Linked DNA regions of Homo sapiens: region 1 is linked to region 2. The links are chromatin loops, found by intact Hi-C in ENCODE. Cell type or tissue: PC-3. All regions are shown on one strand. Links, peaks and the distances in the headings refer to the core of each region. The heading gives the core; the rest is flanking DNA.

Region 1 (8,343 bases), core at 144-8,143, 89 kb after region 2:
ATAATATCTCGGTGGGAAGGCAAATGAGGAACCCGAATATTCCTAGCAGTTTCTCCTTTTAAAAGAGATATAAATTAATAGATTTGACAAACATTTTTTTGAGAACCTACTGAGCATTCATCAGTCATACCTACCTCTTTGTAGCCACAAAGAGGAATAAAATCCCAAACACTTCTCTTGAAGACTTCTCTGGCTAATGGGGGAGACCCACATCCAGGACTGCTATAATGATAGCTTATCTAGCAGTAATGAGTTGGAGCTCGTTCCTTGATAAACTGTAGAATGCCTCTCTCAGCCCCTGTAACCTTCTCCTCAATTCCTATTGACATGTGAACTTACTCTTCTTGGCAAAATAGATGGGTCCATCTGGAAGAATTGATTTATTTAAGACACATACAAATGTCTTTCTGAGAAATAGGTATTAATAAGGTGTATATTACTATTCATGTATATGTTGTGGAATACCTACTGTGTACCAGCACTATGCTAGGCTCTTTGCTAGTCACTCATTTAATTTTCCTAACAATTCCTAACAATTATGAACAATTCCAAATTACAAATGAGGCAACTGGGGATCAAAGAGTTTAATGAACTTGTCCAGAGATAAATGTTGAAAACAGTGCAAGCAGCACTAAAAATCAAGTCCTTCTTAAATAAAAGCCCTTGGTCTTTTCATTAAGCCATATTGAAAGCATAGTAAAAGGGTTACAACATTGAAATGGAGAATCTATGTTGACCATGGACCTGAGTCAACAAGAGAAAAGCTCTGCCTACTTACCTGGTCATCCTTACTTTTAACTTAGGAATGGAGAAGGGCTCAGGCCATCTTGGGAGCAGGAAGGTATGCTGAGAGTATGTTCTACCTTGAGGCCTGGAGGCCCCATGAAATCAGGACAAGGTTTAGATGAAAAAAGCCAAGACTGTGTCAAGGTTCAGGTCTGGGCCAGCAACTAATGAGGCAGGCTCAGTTAGTATGGGTATCTTTAAGGTCCTAGAATCAGGGGGTACTGGAGATCCAGCAGCTCATTCAGGCTTTGGTATTATCCAGCTGTGTGAATTGAGTGAGTCCCTTGCCCTCAATTTCAATTTCTAAAATTGGAATAGGCCCAAGAGTAAGTTGGGCCAAATGATTTATTCAGATCTCCTATCTCCAAAATACTATGATTTTAAGATTTCAAATATGGACTTTACCAATAAAAGCCACAATAATCATTATTTGTTGAGCACTCTTAATATGACAGCACTCTACTATATTAACTCTAATTGCAACCTCATGACAACATTGCAAAGTTGTATTTATTATCCTTGTTTAGAAGGTGAGAAGCCCTGGAATCCAAAAGGTCAGCTACAGGTAACTTATCCATCGCCATTAACTTTTCACATATAATTTATTCATAGCCACCAATATTATAAATGGCAGAATCCCAAACTGTCTAACATCTAAAACTGTACCCTTCTTATGTATGCCTTCTTCCTTTGCCTACCTCTGCCCTCTAATTAAAACATGTGAGGACATTACCTCAATGATTTTTCAATGGCATCAGGTTTTCTTAATAGCTTTAATCTGAAAGAAGTGTCCTGAGAAACTAAGTTCAGTCTCCCACTTGCTTAAGCAGGAGGCTGTTGTACCTTTCACTTTGAGAGGTAAATGCTAGTAACTGAGAGCAATTGGCAAGGTATCTGCAGCTGACCAAGATATAGGGTCAATCAAGAAGATGAAGAAAAGTTAATGCTTAGATAATTAATTTTGATAAGTTGAGTTTACTAACAAAAAGAAATTACAGATAATCATAGATAGTGTATCTTCCTTAGTTCCCAGCCCATTTTTCATATGGTTGGCTCAAGATATATATTTAATGGATTAATATGGTTTATCTTTCCTCCTCGCACTCTCAAACATCCTTCTCCACAGACTTCAGCCAATCCTGAACATGACAGGGAGAATCATTTAACTTTCTAGATGTCTTTCCAATCTTTACTCTTTACCACATCTCCAATATGCCATGCTCTCACCCATTATATACCCTGTAAGATAGAGTTCAAACGTTACTTCCCCATAGCAATTCTTTCTGATTCCCCAGCCAGGTTTTCATGTTCCTTTCTCATTCCTCATCAGTCATCTACTCCTTAATTTCTTCTATACAAGTATTTTACTTATTAGTAGGGTAATCTTGGACAAGTTACTTAACCTTTCTGTGCCTCAGTTTCCCCATCTTCAAAGTGGGGAAAATAATAGTACCAGCTTCATAAAGTTGCTGAAGGTTTGACTGAGAAAATAAATAACCTATTATCATGTTTGACATGTAGTAAGCACTCTATAAATGTTAGCTGGTTTAATTTTTATATGACAAATTGTATGCCTTCGGGGAGCTTGGAGTCTAAGGGAGATATGGTATTACAAATGCGTTATATCCAAGAACTTACAAACAATTCAATTTCACTTCTGTTATCCAATATCTACTAGAAGCCTCTTGTCATCACAGAAACCCTTAAGCTAAGTCACAATGTCTAGTTTGCTGGTGACTCTAGAGAGGTTATTTGAGATAGCCAAAATTCAAATCCCCATATGGCTCCAGCCTTGATGATCGTTCTACTTACATTTTAACTAATAGGGGGTTTCTCTGGATATCTATCGGGGTAGAGGGTAGGGTGCTAATGTATGAGGAAAAGAGGCACGAAGAGTTTGAGTAACTGGCCCAAAGTTACACAGTGAATAAGTGGCAGAGTTAAGGTTCTAACCTATGTAGCCCACACTATACTAACTTATGCACCTAATTTCTTTCTTACTGCCTTGAACGTACTCAGTTAATGTTTGCAGAGAGTGGATAAACAAACAAGAAAACCTTGCAAACAGGTCTGGAAGAGGAGTGAGTTGCAGTGGACAGAGGCTAATCTAGAAGTCAGCAGCTGCGTTTCCAACTAAACTTGTCCCACTAATTCGCTGGGTGACTCAGGAAAGTTATCTCCCTTCTCTGGACCCTCTGTCTCCAGCACAGAAAGAGAGAGAGGCCTTTAAACAGTAGCAGTTAAGTCTTTTCTTCAAACTAAGTTTATGGAGAAGGCCAATAAACAGGATGTTCCAGTGTATTTGGCAGAAAGGACAAGAGAAGTCAGAGCCCTCACTCCTCCTCAGGGATATGGGGAGCACAGTTTTAAAACTCTAGAACCAGAAGAACTTGGGATTCTTCTTGGCTATGACATTCTATTACACAGATAAAAGAAATTGCCTTGTGACCTAATGTTATATATCTTCTGATTCAACCAAGTGAAAATGTGGCTTCAGAGGAGGTGACAAAGTGTGACCATACCCAAAGGTAATAAGAAGGAATTACAGCTCCAACAGCCTGACTTCTGCACCTGCCTCAGTCATAGACATGCCCTAAATACAAAAATATCTCACAAACCTGAGAAAATTGCATTCATAGTATAAATATATTTAATGAAAAAATAATAAGTGGGCTGTGGAGTTTCCGGATTTATTATTTTCATAACCATCTTTGCTTTCTGTAATCTCTAGACTGATTAATAAAATCTTGCTAAAAGAGGTTCATATTTGGCATTTGCTCAGAGAATGGGAGTTTTTTCAACTTTATTGAAGCATTTTTTACATGTAATATGTCATCTATTTCAAGTGTGCAATTTAATGATTTTTAGTAAATTTACCAAGTGTGCCTCTACTACCACAAATCAGTTTTAGGACATTGTCATTGCCCCCATAAGATCTGGCTTGGGATGGTTTTGTATATTTATATCTATATGAGATTCTTGGAAAAACTCAGGTTCAAAAGAAATAGATTGCATAAAAATTGAGCTCTAGTTTACATAGTCTAATATCCTACCATTTTCCTGTATGTACAGAGTCCACTGCCCTAGAAGAAGAAAGGGAGAAAGTTGTCTCAGCTCTTGTTTGTTCTTTCAAGGCATTTAAAATAATATACATTACATTAAATTTATTGAGCTTTCCCACTGTCGGGCCAAAAAAGAACTCTGAAAGCAAATCAGGCACAGTTACTAAGCTCAAGGAGCAACCAATTTAGAAAAAGAAATTTGATATACACAACAGAGTCATAAAATAGGGCAGGAAATACCAGGAGTCTACAGAAAGTAAGAGAAATTGCTGATGAGTTCACTTATAGCTGAGGGGAATCAAGGATAATTTTTAGAGAAAGGGCATTTGCACTGGGCCAAATTTCATCTAATTCTGTCATTTACTGATGCAGTTAGTCAATATACAGTCACTGAGAACCACTTTAGAATTCACATCTGTGCTTGAATTAGGCATGGTCCCTGTCCTCACACAATGCACAGTCAAACATAATGACTTTATTTCAGCAGCTCACCAGATATCCTGAATATTTCTATTATGAACTTAAATGGTGCAGAATTTTTGTTTGTTCTTGCATTTCTCTTCCCTATTTGATTATGAGCTCATAAAAATAAGAACCACTTCTGAAGCACATCTATGTCCTTGGTTCCCAGTATTTCCTATCTCATTACATGTGATTCATAAATATTTGTTTAATGAATAATTTGTTCATTTAATTTTTCCCCTTTATATCAACTGATGGTTCACTTACTGGTTTTGGGGGAGGGGACAGTAAAGGGGAGAAGGCAAATTATTTAATTCCAATAAAATTGATTGTGTTTTCTTGTATTTGTAATGAGGGCCCAACAGAGGACTTAAGTCAAAAGAGTCAATGAAATAGGCTGTGTATAAAGAGGCTTTTTACAGCAGAGATTAACTTTCAGAATGGTGGTAGAAGGAGCACAGCATACCTTCTTCCCAGCAAAACAACCGTTTAACTGCTAATTTTTTTTTCTTTTTTGAGACGGAGTTTCACTCTTGTTGCCCATGCTGGAGTGCAATGGCGTGATCTCGGCTCACTACAACCTCCGCCTCCCAGGTTCAAGCGATTCTCCTGCCTAAGCTTCCCGAGTAGCTGAGATTACAGGTGTGTGCCATGACACACAGCTAATTTTTTTGTATTATTAGTAGAGACGGAGTTTCACTATGTTGGCCAGGCTAGTCTCAAACTCCTGACCTCAGGTGATCCACCTGCCTCAGCCCCTCAAAGTACTGGGATTATAGGCATGAGCCACCGTGCCCAGCCTAAAAATTATTTTTAAAAACAATCATTTGAAGTCATTTAAAGCCATTTGAACCATGACCTGCTCAAATTCCCACCCTCTAACTCAGTGGGATGGAAGCTGTACTCCAAGAGTATGCCATCAAGAATATTAGTTCCCTCTCTACCTACTTCCTAGTCTATAGCTATGATTTCACCTTGGGAGGGGCAGGCCACAAGCACCTCTCACATAGCCCCCATCCCCATTCTATATTGAAGAAGCTCTATTCAAGGTGGATGCTGCTAAGAAATAAGTCTTCCTTCCCCCACCAGACCTTACTCATAGAATGAAAACTCTAAACCAGGCATGGTAGACCAAGAGTATTAGAAGCCAAATGCCCTCGGCCCAGCTAATTTGCAGGACAGAGGTTTCAGGCCAAGATGGGCAAGACAAGAAGACCAGGGGCTACTGTCCCTACCCAGAGCCTAGCTCATAGAGCAGGGGTGACACTCTAGGAGAAGTGGGCACTGTCCCTGCCCCCAGTTCTAGGGCAGTGGCATAGAGGTTCTGTTCAGGGAGAATGGCAAGCAATAAGAACAAATAACTCCACAACACTGCATAAGGGGATTGAGTTCATTTGGAACAGCTTGTAGTGAAATTTATGCCAAAGGGTAATGTCAAAAACAACAGAGATCCTAGTGTGGCAAGCAAATAAAAGGAAGCTGGTCACTACATGAGATTTATAGCAACAAGTAAAACAACAGACTAGCTAGAAGGTTAGAATAAAGAATTAGGGAGGAAAGATAGCTAAGAAGGACACTTCAGGGGGCAGAGCAGCCTGAAAGACTAGCAATACCTTGCCCCTGCAAAAGGGGTCTATATTAACTGGATCAGACTGTGAAACAATTATTGCCCCTAGAGAAAACAGAACAATCAGCTAGCGATTAATACAGGGTAATAGCTTGATGTGATACCAATAGAGGAAGACCAGCCCAGATGCTCAAGTATGCCCAAGGCAGTTAATGAAAAATAATTATACATCCAATAAGTTCACCAAACTTGAAGTAGGATAAACTCATGGAGATCCACAATCAGGCACATCATAGTCAAAATGATGAAAGCTTAGCACAAAGAGAATATATTGAAACCAGCAAGAGAAAAGTGATTCATCACCTACTAGGGAATTCCAATAAGATTAATAGCTGACTTGTCAGCAGAAACAATAGAGGGCTGAAGAAAGTGAGATGACGTATTCAAAGTGCTGAAAGAACAAATCTGTCAATATGATTCCATCAGGCCAGGACTACTTTGATACCCAAACTAGACAAAGACATTGCCAAAGAAAACCCCTGAATATCAATATCTCTTGTGAATATAAACACAAAAATCCTCAACAAAATCCTACCTGACTGAATCCAGCAACATATAAAAAGGATTATGTACTGTGACCAAATGGGATTTATCCCATGAATGCAAGGTTGGTTTAATATCTGAAAATCAATCAACATAATATACAATTTTAATAAAATAAAGGACAATAACCACATGATCATTTCAATAGACACAGAAAAATCATTTGATACAATCCAACACCCTTTCATGATAAAAATACTCAACAAACTAGAAGAAGAAGAAAACTTACTCAACATGATAAAGGGCATCTATAAAAAGCTCCAAAGCTAATGTCATATTTAATGGTGAAAGACTGGATGCTTTACCTCTAAGATAAGGAACAAGGCAAAGAAGTCTGCTCTTGCCACTTCTATTTAACATTCAACTAAACTATCCATAATGGCCCAGGTAATTAGGTGAGAAAAGAAACAGAAGAATGAAATAAAAGGAAGAAGTAAAAATATATCTACTTGCAGATGATATGATCTTGTGTTTTAATCTTAAGGAATCTAATAAAAAACAATTAGAAATAATAAATGGGTTCAGAAAGGTTGCAGAATGAAAATGCAAAGCTAAATTTGTATTTAAGTCCAAAACAAAATTAAGAAAACAAGCTTATTTACAATAGCCTCAAAAGGATAAAATATGTAGAAATGAATTTAACAAAATAAGTACAAACCTTGCTTATACTGAAATCTATAAAATATTTTTGAAAGACATTAAAGAAGATCTAAATAAAAACATCCCACATTCATGCATCAGAAAATTAAATATTGTTGATATGGCAATATTCTCCACACTAATTTACAGGTTCAGTGCAATAACTATCAAAATCTCATCTGGCTTTTTTGTAGAAATTGATAAGGTGATCCTAAAATTCACATAAAAATGCATGGCACCATGTATAGCCAAAACAATCTTGAAGAAGAAAAAGTTGGAGAGCTGACATTTAATGATTTCAAAACTTACTACAAAGGTACAGTAATGAAGACAGTATTGTACTGGCACAAGGATAGACATATAGATCAATAGAATGTAACTGAAAGTCCAGAAATAAACTCTTACATGTATAGTCAACTGATTTTTGACAAGGGTACCAAGACAATAAAGTGGGGGAAAGAACAATTTTTTCAATAAATAGTTATGGGACAGGCATAAATTGGAACATTTTCTTACACCATCTGCTAAAACTAACTTAAAATGAATCATAAACATCAATGGAAGAGCGAAAATTATAAAGCTCTTAGAAGAAAACATAGGAGTAAATCTTTGTGACCTTTGGCCAGGCAATTGCTTTTTAGATACATGCTATGGACTGAATATTTGTGTCCTCTCAAAATTTGTATGCTGAAATCCTAATCCCCAATGTGATGCTATTAGGAGGTGGGGCCTTTGAGAGGTAATTAGGTCACTGTGGGTGGAACCTTCACGAATGGGTTTAATGCTCTTATGAAAACACACTAGAGACCACGATTTCTCTGTCTCTGCTCTCTGCCATGTGGATATAACAAGACAGCCGACTGAAAACCAGGAAGTGGGCCCTCAACAGACACTGGATCTGCCAGCAACTTGATTTTGGACTTTTAGCCTCCAAAAGTGTGAGAAATACATTTCTGTTGTTTAAGCCAGGGGTCCCCAACCAGGATACTGGTCCCTGGTATGTTAGGAACCAGGTCACAGAGCAGGAGGTGAGTGGCAGGCCAGAGAGCATTACCAGCTGACCTCTGTCTCCTGTCAGATCAGTGGTGGCATTAGATTCTCAAAGGAGTGCGAACCCTATTGTGAACTGTGAAAGGAAGGGATCTAGGTTGTGTGCTCCTTATGAGGATCTAACTAATGCCTGATAATATGAGGTAGAAGTTTCATCCCGAAACCACCCCCACC
Region 2 (8,343 bases), core at 60-8,059:
TCAGTTCTCCTTTCTATAAAATAGAGTTAATCATAGTCTCTACCTTCCATGGTTATTCTGAAAATGAAATAAAGATATATATGTGTGTGTGTACATATGTGTATGTGTATTTGTTTGTATATATACACATATATATGGTATTTATCATATGGTAGATGTTCAAGAAATACCTAGAAAATCTTAGAGATCATTTAGTTTAGCCTCCTACTTAGTGCAGATAATTTCTTTTAAAATACAATGGCCATCCAACTTTGCCTTAAACTCATCCAGAGACAGGAAGCTCACTACCTTACAAGGCAGCCCATATCATATCAAGAAGTCAGACAGCTGACTTTTATTTTTTTAGTTGGGATCTGCTCCCTATAGCTTTTATTCATCAGACATGATGGCTTGTGGAAACACATGGAATAAATCTATTCCCTTGACCCTGCAAAAGTATCATCCATGTCTTCTTGAGTCCAAATAACCCCATTCCTACAACTAGCTCTATATCCTAATAATAGGCAGCTCTGTGTGACCCTAAGCAAGTTACTTCACATCTCTAACCTTCGGTTTCCAGCCATTAAATGGAGATAGTAATTTTTTTCCTGTTTCTCTGTCAGGCCTCTGCTAAAGATCAAAATGAAATGCTAGATGGGAAACTTTTAGAAAGTGTAACATACCACACACATTAACTAGTATTTATTATTACTTCTTCCCAATCATCTCCACTTAACCTTGCCCAAAGGGAGCAATTGGTTCTGTTTGGGACAGTGAAAAGAGTTGGACTTTCTTTGCTTAAGCTCTGCCCTGTATAGTCCCAAGGCCTGAAAACTGATTTGCATCTTCTTGGTTCCCCTTGCTGCTTTCTTAGCATGAGCCCTTGCCTCTCTCCCCAGGTTCCCTCGTTGACGTTGCTCACCCATTTAGTTAAATGCTGTTTTGACGAGGTAGCCTATTTTGGTAAGTGCCTCTGGGGAGCTACAGAAAGGTTTAATTCCCATTCTTTTCCCTAATGTTTATCTAATGGTAAGGGATTGAGAATAGGTTTGATATCTCTGGAGACTCTAGGCTGAATGATTCAATAATGCACGTGTCTAGGGGCTGGCTGAGAGACTTAGCTTTCTGAAGAGAGGAGAGGGCAGGTTGAAGACGCTCAGCTATTATAGCAGGAGGGGTGTCACTCATCAGGATGTATCCCAAGGGCTTAGTAAGGGGCAGCATGAATGAACTAGAGCATGTGGTGATCAGGATAGCAAGGCAGGGTGACCACATGTCTCAGTATGTATATCTGTTGTCCCACTGTGATTATTAATGCTATCACCTTTCACTCTCTAAAGTGAAATTGGGAGGATATATTACATGTCCACTTTAGACATAGAAAGGATACTTGGTGGATATCTAGGTCCTTTCTGTTCAGCTTCAGACCCAAATACACAACGGTATGCTAGACATCACCACCCAGATGTTCCCCAGTCATCTCAAACTCAAAGTAAACTATTATCTTCCCCCAACATGCTCTTCCTCCAGAATTCCTTATCCCAGGAAAGGGCATCACCACCCACCTGGTTCCTTAAGCCAGAAACCCAGGAGGTCTCTGAGATTTTAATTACCCTCATCCCTACAACCAGTCTCCATAGAATCCTTCAGACCATTCCCCTCCTTTCTATTCCCACGGCTGCTGCCTTAGTTCTGAGTCTCATTCTTTCTCCAGGATGCCTAAAACTTTAATTTGGTGTTGTTCTATTCAGTCCCTGGCTCCAAGTCTTTTAAGATCCTCTGTCCTTTGTTATACTAGCCATCTCTTCAAGTTTCTTTGTATGATCATGCTTTTGGTGTACTTACCTAACTCAATGAGCCCTGTACCTTGTCTCTAGAAGTCAAACTTCTACTTCATATTTTCAGTCGTTCATTCATTCATTCAACAAAGATATTGAAAAGTTCTGAGAGTACAAATGTATCAAAATTATAGAGACAATCAATTTTGGTTATAGCCTGCTGAGCAATTAGGAAGACATGAATTTGTACCAATGTCTACTGTACTTTAGATTCAAATCCACTTTCCACTTAATATCCCAGTGTTATTTCCAAAATATGCATTTCACTATGCCACGCTGCTGTTTAAAACACTCCAATATATTTCCATTGGCTATGGATATGTTTCAATATGGAGGAATTCCCACTAAAATAACATCCTGCCTGCCACCCTACTCACCCCTTCCCTTACCAGAGTGTCTTTAAGGGGTGGGGTAAATTGTCCAATGGTGACAGTGGGAAAATAGAGCTTTATGCTCCCTTTTCTCTGAAATCAGTCTACCTACAAACAGCATACACTCAGTTCTGCTGTCTGTGCTCTGCCGCACTGCTGCTCGTTATTGGCAAGGGGAGGTAGGTTTCTAGAGTTCAGTATTTGTTGCCACCCACTTCAACGATGCTCTCTAATCTAGCTTTTCTAAGTGGTAATTTACCTGACTTCATCTCTCAGTTGGGTCTGATCTTGGATAGAGAGCAGAGGTATAATTCATTGAGTTCCTCAAACCCCAACATGCAAGAAAATGTCAAGTTACCTGGTTTTGTAAACAAGTAGAAGATGGGCTGGGTGTGGTGGCTCACACCTGTAATCTCAGCACTTTGGGAGGCCTAGGTGGGCAGATCACTTGAGGCCAGGAGTTTGAGACCAGCCTGGCTAACATGGTGAAACGCCATCTCTACTAAAAATACAAAAAATCAGCTGGGCGTGGTAGCAGGCACCTGTGATCCCAGCTACTCAGGAGGCTGAGGCAGGAGAATCGCTTGAACCTGGGAGGCGGACGTTGCAGTGAGCCAAAATCATGCCACTGCCCTCCAGCCTGGGTGACAGAGCGAGACTCTGTCTGAAAAAAAAAAAAAAAAAAAAAAAAAAAAAAAAAAAAAGATACAAGATGGCTGGGTGTGGTGGCTCATGGCTGTAATCTCAGTGCTTTGGGAGGCCAAGGAAGAGCATAGCTTGAGGCCAGGAGCTTGAGACCAACCTGGGCAACATAGTGAGACCCTGTCTCTACAAAAGATTTTTAAAACATTAGCTGGGTATGGTGGTGCATGCCTGTAGTCCCAGCTACTTGGGAGGCGGAGGTAGGAGGTAGGAGGATTGCTTGAGCACCACTCCACTCCAGCCTGGGTGACAAAGTGATATCCTGACTATGAAGAAAAAGTACAAGAAATCTACTGCCTTCTGTTTTTGTAAAGTAAAGAGCATTTCCCTTTCTACAGTTTCTCGGTATCCTTCCTCTCCTTAGGTAGGCAACTTTGGAAAGCCACCCTCTATGATGACAATCCACAGGCCAGGCAAACCTTCACGGAGATAATGTCTGAGACCAAAAGAGACATGAAAAGCCAGTTGGAAGCAGTTTGGTTACAGGAGTACTGTTTGATTGGCAACTGCAATGGGCCCTTACAGTCCCCTCAGCTCCACACAGCTCAGAAGAACTGCACTCTGATGGTTGATTGTAACACTGAAGCAGCTTTGAGTTCTTGAGGAAGGCTTGAGTACTTGCTGGCATTGAAGTAGCCACCCCAATCTGGCTATGACATTTTCTTGGCTACATGGTGAGAATGAATCATCCCGGTCTTATTTGCAAATAATAGTAAAAGGGCATTTTACGGTTTGTTTGCAAAGATCTTTTTCCTTTATTTATTTCATATTATCAGAAAACCATGCTAAGTGCACAAAATTACCCTATTTTATGGATGGAGAAACTCAGTCAGGTTAAGTGACTTTCTCAAGGTTCTTCAGCAAGTTTGAGGAAAAACTTGGAAAATCCCCTCAGAATTAATCAGAATTGTAAGGGCAATTGGGAATCTCCCTTAATGATAACTTCAAAATCTAGCATCTTTTATACCCATGAAGAACTTTGTCCTCTTGAAAATACAAAATATCACAACTGAAAGGGGCCTCAGCAAACATATCATCCAATCTTCTTCCTTGACAGACAGGTAAATCAAGGCCGGAAGTAAGAATGTGACTTTCCTGATATCTTGAAGTGAGGCTGGCAGACATAGTACTTGAATCTAAGCATCCAATTTCCATCTAGGCCGTTTCTATTAAAGCTGCCTGCAGAAAGTATAAGCCCATTGTGCAGATGAGAATATTAACCTCAGAGAAGTAAAGTATATTGCTCAAGATGCCATGACTGGAGAATGGTAGAGCTATGATTAGCTTTAGAGTCAGATGATGACACTTGGCTGAATTGGTGGGAGTTATTATTATAATAACCAACACCACTCCACTGGATGGCTTTGTAGCCATCATAAAATCAGGCCATCAGTGATTCAGCTTCATTATTAGTCAGTTTCATAGATTTTTTCTTCCTTTGTTACTAGTGTTTTCATTGTGTGACATGCCTTCAAAAAAATAAGGTATATACAGACCCTAGACTCTGATTATGGGTTTCAAGTATATGCTGTTTCTCCATGACATTCACTAACTGCTACCCCAGAGCCCGGGATCTGTTAAGTTGCCTGCAAACATTTGACATTTGAAAGTGTTTTTTTTCCTCTTTTTTTCTTTTGTAATCAATAAATCACTTTTGATGACTTTAATGGAAATAAAATAACCAAATAAAATCAGGCTTCAGCACATTATTGCCTAATTATGAATTTCACATTTTTGACAGTAAAATGGAGGCTTGTCAGACTCAAAAAGCAGGCAACTGCTATAAAATTTTAACCATGTCTCTGGGGCTAGAACCCAGGTCCTTAGGAAATCACTGCTGTTACCTTCCATACCCACTACTGCTTTGGATTCTTAGTCTCTTTGGGACATTTCTAATCCCTTAAGCATTCCAGAGCACAGGAGTGGGAGCCAAACAGACCTGGGTTTTAATTGCAGTTCTTCGACTTATCAGCAGGGTGCTTTGGAGTAAGTAACCTAACTTCTCTGAGTCTCAATTTCCTCATTCCTAATATTGGGACTATAATATCTACATCCTACAATTACTGAAAGGATTAAAAATAAAGTACTGAAGGTGTATGGTTCATGGTAGGCATTCAAGAAGTATTGCTTTCCCTTCTCTGTTTAAGTGATTTACCAATATAGATATGCTATCAACCAAAATGTTTGGGCCTTATGCAAACAAAGCACTGGCGTCTTACCTGCCTATTCTGGCACATAACTCAATCATCTGCTCAACAAATATTAATGTCTACTATGTGCCAGGCTCTGTGCTATGCTGTGCACCTTATCCAGTGGTAAAAACAAACAAATATGATCCCTGCCATCACGGAGTTATACCCTAATGAAAGAGACAGAGATTAAATAAGTATATAAAATATGTAATTATACATTGTAATAAGTACTATAAAGGGGGGAACACAGCGTTCTATGACAATAGGATAATCTACTTTCTTTAGAAGGAGTAGTTGGGGATGGCTTCTCTGAGGAGGTGACATTTAAACGGGAATGATAAGAAGTCAGCAAAGAGAAGAGATAAAAGACTATTCCAAGTCAGGAACCCAGCAGCTGTGAAGGCCTGAGAAGCTGATATTAGGGCATCTTTCAGATCCAGCCCTCTGTCTATCCCCACAGACTTCTACATCCCGAAATAAATTGGGCATTTGTATATGTACGTAACTTTGCATATACTCTTTTCTCTGCCCCTAAAGCCCTTCTCCCAGTTCTCTATTTGGAACGCCAAACTCCAAGTATCACATTTCAAAGAACCCTTAATTAATCTCCCCAAAGCAGATCTAATGCCTCTCCTTTTGTTTTCCCCCAATATTTGTGTTTAACTTCATAATATGTGGTAATAAGTACATCATGCCTGTTACTGAACACTTACCCTGTGCCATAGACTGTGCTAAGTGTCTTACCTGAATTATCACATTTAATCTTCAAGGAAGCCCAGTGGAGGAGCGACTAGTATCATCACCCCCTTTTTACAGAAAAATACTTTGAAGTTGACTTACCCTGACTGTCAGAGGCAGAGTCTGGATTTGAACTTTAGGTCTTTTGCCTCCAAAACCTGAACTCTTAAACTCCTGTGCTATGCTAGAGCAACATCTCTTTATGTCTTTTCCCCATTGGACCCTGAGATTCCTGAGGGTGGGTTTTTGTGTGATTCATCAGTATATACTTAGCACACAGAACAATTCCTGGCACAAAGGAGTTAACTATTTGCTAAAAGAATGTCTTGGCAATTACAGATCCTGACTGATAAAGACAAAATCACATAACGTGTAGACAGGTCTGTCCCTTCAGCCTTCAGGCACAGCCTGTACTGTGGCCTCTGCTGATCTGATTTGTACAGCGATTGACAGGCTGGGTCCCTCTCCTTCAGTCCCGTTAATGGCATTAGCATCTAGTCAATAATGCTCAGCATTTCATTTTAGCACTTTAATTAACAAATTCAATTTGTTCAAACTGCTGTGAAAACAAATTAAAAGCTCAAGAAAGGGGCCTCCAGGAGGGGGAGGAAAGGCAGGGGCTCTGTAAGTATTAGGCTGGATGTTGATCTGCTCTTTGGAGGTTAAAGGCTGGACATTGCCCTTCAGCCATCTTCCTATCCCTGACGCAACTGAATGCCTCCGTGATATAGCCAAGATGAAGCAAATCAGCTTCTGTACCTTCTAGGTTTGTCCTTTCCCTCTCCATGTAGGCAAGTGGGGGCCCCACTCTGCCCTTCAGGTTTGCTCTCCTTCTTCAAAGAGGGCATTCTGCTTTGGATCTGAATTCAACAATGACAACATTAATAATGAACAGCTTCCTCATTTAGTGATTCTAAACCAGGGATAATTTTAACCCACAGCGGACATCTGATAATATCTGGAGATATTTTTAGTTATCACAACTAGGAGGAGGGTGCCACTGGCATCTAGTGGGTGGCCACAATGCTGCTAAACATCCTACAATGCACAGGACAGACCACCTCACCAAAGAATTATCTGGCGCAAAATGTCGATAGTGCTGAGGTTGCAAAACCCTGTTCTAGTCCCTTTACAGTTTTCCAGGAACCCTTGGTGACTGCAATGTCCTTGTGAGATAAGCAGGTTGGAGACTGCTAACCCCATTTAAGAGTTGAGGAAGGCCCGGGTGGGCAGATCACGAGGTCAGGAGTTCGAAACCAGCCTGGCCAACATGGTGAAACCTCTTCTCTACTAAAAATACAAAAATTAGTGGGGCGTGGTGGCACACGCCTGTAATCCCAGCTACTCAGGAGGCTGAGGCAGAAGAATTGCTTGAACCCAGGAGGCGGAGGTTGCAGTGAGCCGAGATCATGCCACTGCACTCCAACCTGGGCAACAAGAGTGAGACTCCATCTCAAGAAAAAAAAAGAAGAGTTGAGGAAATTGGCAGAGTTCAAGTGACGGGCTCAAAGTACACAGTAAGTAGTAGTGATGAGACCAGAACTAGATCCTTTCACCACCTCTAGTTGAATTAAAAGAGTGGAAAGCACCCTTTGTAGGCTACAAGTAGTGTTTTGGGAAATGAAAATGGTTTACAGATATGTGCCTGTCCCCTACATATTTCTTAAGAAACAGACACTGGCCAGGGTACTTACCCATTTGATAGGCTGTCTAGGTTTGGTGGCACCAGACCTGGGAAAAGGTGCTTATGATGAGTGAAGCTGGGAAACTTCCTCCTGCCTCCTACCCTCAACGGTTATATCCAAAGACTGCAAATCAGTGACAAACTTTTAAATAGAAGGCAGCTACTGAAAAGTTCAGCTTGCTCTCAATCATTGGTTATTCCAACCCTGAGATTCAATTGTCCTTTCTATCTTAGAAAGCAAGAAGGGTTAAGTAAAGTCAGAGCTACATATGAGTTTTGTGGTGAGCAAAAATCAAAACCAAAACTTAACATTTGAACCTTTTCAGGGGTTCTGACAAATACACAGACATATTAGATAAATTGGGAAAGGAGGGGAGTGGGCAGGCAGAGAAAGGGGAGAAAAGAGAAAAAGAAGAAAGGAGGAAGGGAATCTGATGTAAGTTATTGCAGAGGATCAATAGAAGCTTCAGAGAAAATGTGTCCAAAGGGAAGAGTCCAGCAGAATGAAGCAGCCATGGACCCTGAACATCAGAGGGCAGTGGTGGCTCCTAGTATAGTGAATATCAGATACTCTGGCAGCCTGAGCATATGACCCAGATTAATAGCTCTGAGTGTGTGAATCAAAAGAGATGGATCACTAAATTCTGTAACACTTTGGAACCCAAGGTGTTTGCTGTGGGACACTATTGAAGTGAGCATAACAAGAAGGGCACTTTGTGGGAAGAAGTGTTCTCTAGGGAGTTAATTTCTGGCACTGGGATACAGGATTGGCCTGTTACTTTCATTTCAATAGGTCACAATTTTCCAGCTCTTAAGATAATGGCAATGAACACAACACT

The links. Hi-C counts contacts between places; a loop is a spot of excess contacts. Peaks named below come from ENCODE experiments on the same cell type or tissue, not always from the same donor. Only the 100,000 strongest peaks of a DNase experiment are listed, where the experiment ranks them.
Region 1: it touches region 2 in a loop (7-fold over the local background); 2 of 110 quality-filtered maps call a loop at or near these places.

The regions. Positions count from the first base shown.
Region 1 is chr1:49,022,352-49,030,694 of GRCh38, forward strand. The region is part of intron 5 of AGBL4 (AGBL carboxypeptidase 4); the gene reads right to left. LOC105378706 (a long non-coding RNA gene) reads left to right here and starts at 3,244. Exons shown (of 3, transcript XR_947309.3): 1 at 3,244-3,314. In PC-3, for the core only: no CTCF peak of the experiment used is centred there; no DNase peak of the experiment used is centred there; H3K27ac peaks cover 753 bases.
Region 2 is chr1:48,933,104-48,941,446 of GRCh38, forward strand. All of the region lies in intron 5 of AGBL4 (AGBL carboxypeptidase 4), which reads right to left. Among named protein-coding and RNA genes, the nearest start is that of BEND5, 160 kb to the left of the region's middle. In PC-3, for the core only: a CTCF peak has its summit at 4,903; no DNase peak of the experiment used is centred there; H3K27ac peaks cover 531 bases.